Linked DNA regions of Homo sapiens: region 1 is linked to region 2. Evidence: chromatin loops called from intact Hi-C (ENCODE). Cell type or tissue: PC-9. All regions are shown on one strand. Each heading gives the region's core, and the rest is flanking DNA. Links, peaks and the distances in the headings are about the cores only. Region 1 overlaps CDH1 (cadherin 1). Region 2 has its middle 30 kb from the start of CDH1.

Evidence for each region. A loop is a pair of places that touch in the nucleus more often than their neighbours do. Peaks named below come from ENCODE experiments on the same cell type or tissue, not always from the same donor. Only the 100,000 strongest peaks of a DNase experiment are listed, where the experiment ranks them.
Region 1: it touches region 2 in a loop (11-fold over the local background); 7 of 110 quality-filtered maps call a loop at or near these places.

The regions. Positions count from the first base shown.
Region 1 is chr16:68,759,947-68,762,851 of GRCh38, reverse strand. The region is part of intron 2 of CDH1 (cadherin 1); the gene reads right to left. Among named protein-coding and RNA genes, the nearest start is that of CDH1, 24 kb to the right of the region's middle. RefSeq lists enhancers at 1,796-1,845, 1,856-1,905, 1,936-2,095. In PC-9, for the core only: no CTCF peak of the experiment used is centred there; a DNase peak (open chromatin) is centred at 1,721; H3K27ac peaks cover 1,612 bases.
Region 2 is chr16:68,706,194-68,709,098 of GRCh38, reverse strand. It overlaps a transcript of CDH3 not described here. Among named protein-coding and RNA genes, the nearest start is that of CDH1, 30 kb to the left of the region's middle. RefSeq lists a cis regulatory region at 1,233, enhancers at 1,161-1,305, 1,510-2,067 and a silencer at 1,379-1,673. In PC-9, for the core only: CTCF peaks have their summits at 1,248 and 1,447; a DNase peak (open chromatin) is centred at 1,198; H3K27ac peaks cover 1,976 bases.

The DNA.
Region 1 (2,905 bases), core at 197-2,696, 54 kb before region 2:
CCAACCTCTGCCTCCCAGGGGTTCAAGCGATTCTCCTGCCTCAGCCTCCCAAGTAGCTGGGATTATAGGCGCCCACCAACACGCCCGGATAATTTTTATGTTTTTAGTACAGACTGGGTTTCGCCATGTCGGCCAGGCTGGTCTCAAACTCCTGACTTCAGGTGATCCTCTGGCCTTGGCCTCCCAAAGTGCTGAGAATACAGGCGTGATCCACCATGCCCGGCCTGTGTTTTTGTTTTGTTTTGTTTTTGTTTCTGAGAGGAGCAAAATGTGATTGAAAGTTTTAGGAATCTGGCTTCCTCCTCTCCATTATAATGCACTCCCTCACTGCAAAAGTCCCCAAAAGATGGACATAAGTCACCTCCACTGGGGGTTATGGGGTAACCCTGCAGCCTAATCCTCCCACAGCAAAGAGCCCCTCATCAAACTACTCACTGAGTGGCAACTACATGCCAGGCTTAATGCTGGGGGCTGCGAATACTTCCCAAGTACCCAGCCTGGTGGGGGAGCATAAAGGAACCCAGGGGATCCCAACTGGCAAAGGGAAGGAGTAGGACGTATCCCGACACAGGCCTTGGGGATGAGGATCAGAGAAGGCTTCCTAGAGGTAGCAACAACGAAGATGGCCCTGAGAGAGAAATGAGCCAGGCAAGGAACACTGGGAGGTGTCCCCAGTGGAGGGGTCAGAATATGCCAGAGCCAGCAGCGCCATTGGAAATGGGAGTCCATGGCCCCACCCTGGGCCAAATGGAGCAGAAGCCCAGGGGAGGCCCAGACCTCTGTGCTCAGCTCAGAACCTGAGCAGGCAGGCCAGTGCCCATGCTACTAACCATCAGGCTCCACTGCCCAGAATGGAGAGGGGAGGCAGAACTGGCAGGAGGAGGCAGCCGGTGGATCTGGGCTAAAGGACCAGAGGAGTCCCAAGTGAAAGACAAAGTCCTGGTGATGGGTACAAGGCCCTCCACATGCTGCCACCCCCTCTGCCCTTCTGCCAGCCCCTGCCCCTTGATCACTGACCTTGCCCTTCTGCTCAGTGTCAGGGGTGTGTCTTTGCTGTTCCCTCCATCTAGAACGCCCTCCCCTCCGTCTAGAACACCCTTCCCTACCTAGTCACATGGCCTGATCCTTCACCTCTCTTGGGTCTTTGCTCAAATGTCCCCCTTCAGTGAGGCCTTCTCAGATCACCCTAGTACTTCCCAGCAATGCTCCATTCCGATTCATCTTTCCTACACACCTGTCTCCACTCAGTGCTCTAAATATTTTGCACATTGATTATGTTTATTGCCTGCTCCCTGCAATACCTGAGAATACAAATTCCATGATGGGGGACATTCATATGTGTCTGGGTCTCTGTGTCCGCCATTCACAACAGTGCTTGGCGCATAACAGCCCCTCCATCATTACTGAACAAACGAATGGAGGATAGACACATGGATGGGTAGGATGGGTGAGATGGGCACCTAGAAGCAAGCTTGAGGAGAAGGGGATTTGGGATAAACATGTGGGGGCAGGGGAGAGGGTATGGGATAGCCCAGCGGGGCTGCCCCAAGCCTGATGTATCAGCCTAGACCACTCAGGCCTCTCCAAGGGCTGCCCCAGGCAGCGGGAGGGCAGAGGACCTGCTGTCCGGGTTCTCCAAGTTCTCCCAGCTTGCTAGCCTTCAGGCCAAAAGGGCCTCACCCAACCAGCCACACTATTGTCCTTCTGCAGTCCTGCCAGGCTCTGTTGAGCCCTGTCTGCCTCAAAGGCCCTGTAGGAAGAACCAACGAGGGAGTTTTCTCACAGCCCCTACCCTCCTGTGTGACTCGAGGACCGGAAGTTCAGTTTCACTTGACCTATCTGAGTCACCATCCAAATATACCATCTGTCATATTCCTGTCTCCCAGTCTCTGCACAGGAGGTCCCGCCCCCACCTCTCTAGGCTTGGGGCATCCCCCTCTCAGCCAACAACAGAGGCTGAGAGTCTCCCCGTATTCCTGTTCACATACCACCCCACATCCCAGACTCCCCCTGGCCTCCCCACTCTGGGGAAGCTCCACCAGCTGACCCAGCCCACACAGTCCCACCCCACCTGAATTCTAAATGAGCCCATTGTCTGACGACTTGGCATCCCAGTGTTTTCTATCACCCCTGGGTCAGCTCCAAACTCCTGGAAACAAGGCTGGTAACTGACACAGAGCACACAGAAGGCACTCACACACTGTGCGGAAGAGAACTAAACCTCAAGGTGTGTGTGGTGGTCTGTGATATTATTAATAAAGACACCTTGCCCAGATTAAAGAGAAAGAATGGGGGAGAAACATTCTCCAAGGCCTGTTATAAAGGAGGGGCAAAATTCTCCAAGGCCTGTTATAAAGGAGGGGCAGGAGACGGTTATACTTTACAAGACAATTCACATTCCCATCTTTGGAAAACTAGAATTTAAAATACTTTAGAAGGGCTGGGCGTGGTGGCTCATGCCTGTAATCCCAGTGCTTTGGGAGGCTGAGTGGGGGAGGATCATGGGGTCAGGAGATTGAGACCATCCTGGCTAACACGGTGAAACCCCGTCTCTACTAAAAATGCAAAAAAAAAAAAAAAAAAAATTAGCTGGGCGTGGTGTTGGGCACCTATAGTCCCAGCTACTCAGGAGGCTGAGGCAGGAGAATGGCATGAACCCGGGAGGCAGAGCTTGCAGTGAGCTGAGAGCGCACCATTGCACTCTAGCCTGGGGGACAAGAGCAAGATTTCATCTCAAAAAAAAAAAATTAAAAAAAAAAAAAAAATATATATATATGGAATACTTTACAAGACAGTTCACATTTCCATCTGTGGAAAACTAGAATTTTAAAAACTCAGCCGGGCACGGTGGAAAAGGGGATTTTAGGGGCTGCATGGGTGGACCTTGGCATGAGGCTCCTTTCTA
Region 2 (2,905 bases), core at 315-2,814:
TCCCAGAAAAACAACAAATAGGCTGGGTGCAGTGGCTCACACCTGTACTCCCAGCACTTTGGGAGGCTGAGGTGGGCAGATCACCTGAGTTCAGGAGTTTGAGACCAGTCTGGTCAACATAGTGAAACCCAGTACCTAATTAAAAAATACAAAAATCTGCCAGCATGGTAGCTCACACCTGTAATCCCAGCACTTTGGGAGGCCGAGGTGGGTGGATCACCTGAGGTCAGGAGATTGAGATCAGCCTAACCAACATGGTAAAACCCCGTCTCTACTAAAATACAAAAATTAGCCAGGTGTGGTGGCAGGTGCCTGTAATCCCAGCTACTCAGGAGGCTGAGGCAGGAGAATCGCCTGAACCCGGGAGGTGGAGGTTTCAGTGAGCTGAGATCATGCCGCTGTACTCCAGCCTGGGCGACAGAGCGAGACTCGGTCTCAAAAAAAAGAAAAAAAAAAAGAAAAAGAAAGAAAGAAAAGAAAAGAAAGAAAGACAGAAAAGATAAAGCATTGGGGGGTGCAGGGCTGCAATTCTAAGGAGGATGCAGTCCCCTTCAGGGCTGGCATCTCTGACAGGCTGACATGTGGGTGATGCCTGAAGGACGTGAGGGAGCCGAGAGAAATCTAGGGGAATGGCATGCCAGGCAGAGGGCACAGCAAGTGCAGAGGCTCTGAGGAAACGTGGTTTGATTTGGAGTGAAACTTCAGCGTTTTACCTGGCACATGGTAACTGCTTAATTTGTTCAAGTCCTACTAATTATCTTTTTTTTTTTTTTGAGATGGAATTTTGCTCGTCACCCAGGCTGGACTGCAGTGGTGGGATCTCGACTTGCTGCAACCTCCACCTCCCAGGTTCAAGGATTCTCCTGCTTCAGCCTCCGGAGTAGCTAGGGTTACAGGCGCCCTCTACCATGCCCCACTATCTTTTGTATTTTTAGTAGACATGGGTTTTCACCTTGTTGGCCAGGCTGGTTTTGAACTCCTGGCCTCAAGTGACCGGCCCGCCTCGGCCTCCCAAACTGCTGAGATTACAGTCTTGAGTCACTGCGCCCAGTCTATCATTCTTGTAATTAGTGGGCATCGTCTTCCTGGAGTGCCTGGGTCGTCAGGTTCCTGGAGGACACACAGAGGTCTCAGCGCCCTGCCCTGTCAGCTGTGGGCTGGCCGTGGTTTACCGGATGGACAACAGTGGGGACAGAAGTTGGAACGGAGCCCAGGCATTCCTGACCCGCCCCGCCCCTCTCAGATTCCTCCCCGGCCCGCCACACCCCTGCCGCTTGCTGGGCAGTGGGTACAGGGAATGCAGGGGTGGCTTCCCACCCCACCTCTAACTTGGAGAGGGCCTAATACCAAGCGAGGACAAGGCTGGCAGTGACCACCTGGCGATCCCCAACTGCACTGCAGGCTCAGCGCTAAACACTGAGTGCTTTTCCACCATCGCCTCCTAGGGGTCTCCTTTCAGCCCACTGAGAGGCCAGGGTGGTGAGTCACTCCCACATCTGCAGCCTTTAGGGGCTGCTGTCTTAGCCACCGCCCTACCAGACTACAGGGCGCTCTCAGACAGGCTCCCCGGTTCCCCGAGAGAGGAATCTCCTAGCTCCCGCCTGCCAGCTCTGCAGCTGCCCACAGGCCCCGACAGGCCCTGCCGCATCCTCAGGGACTGAGGATACAGCAGAGGAGGAACCAGGTTCTGCCAGCCCCGGGATGGAGCTGAGTCAGGCCTTTTTCAGGGCTCCTGGGACTGGGCCTTGCCCTGAACTCAGCCTCCAGCCCAGGCGTGAAGGAGGACACCCAGGACTGGGCGCCTTGGCCCCCCGCTCCTTACCTGTCCAACCTCATCTCTGCACACACTCTCGACCCATCTCAACCCGTCCCTCTGCTCCAGCCACACTGGCCTCCCTGCTAAACCCTGCTGAAACCTGCTAAACCCTTAGCCCTTGCCATTCCTTTTATGTAGACAGGACACTGCATACTTGCTCCCTGATAGCCTCCAGTCTTTGTCCAAATGCCACCTTCCCAGCAGTGCCTTCCCTGGCTCCTAGAACTGAGCCCTACCCCCAGGCCCTTCCTCCCTAGGCCCCATCCCAGCTCCATTTTCCTCCATGCTTCACTTTTACTAGACCACGTATTTTACTGATTTGTCTTGTTTATGGACTGTTTCTCATTGAAAACTCCCTTAGACTGGGCAGCAAGGGCCTCTACCCTGCCCTTCTGCCCCTCCTCATAGAGCTAAGGAAATGTGACTACTGGCCGGGCACAGTGGCTCACGCCTGTAATCCCAGAACTTTGTGAGGCTGAGGCAGGCGGATCATTTGAGGTCAAGAGTTCGAGACCAGCCTGACCAACATGGCGAAATCCTATCTCTACCAAAAAATACAAAGATTAGCTGGGTGTGGTGTTGTGCACCTGTAGTCCCAGCTACTCAGGAGGCTGAGGCACGAGAATCGCTTGAACCTGGGAGGCGGAGATTGCTGTGAGCCAAGATTACACCACTGCACTCCAGCCTAGGCAACAGAGTGAGACTCTGTCTCAAAAAAAAAAAAAAAAAAAAAAAAAAGGAAATGTGACTACTAGAACCAGCATCTTTGTCCCTCAGGCCTTCCCCAGTTCTGTCCCCAGGCAGCCAGCACAGCCCAGGTGTGTACTCCAAGGCCCATGGGGTGGTCAATGGAATGCTGTGCTGGGGGACAGTGGAGGGAGCTGGGACACATGGGTTGGGGTGCCACACAAGGAGCCTGGTGGTGCTGGATGGTGCTTGGGCTGGGTAGAGCAGGGCACTGGCCGCTGCTCCTGGGCTGGGACTCACCCTCCCCACGGAGGCACACTCTAGCCCAGTATTCTAGGTGTCTGTGAATTCAGATTTAAATCTGGCTCTCCCAATCACTGTGAGGATACACCTGTCCAAGTA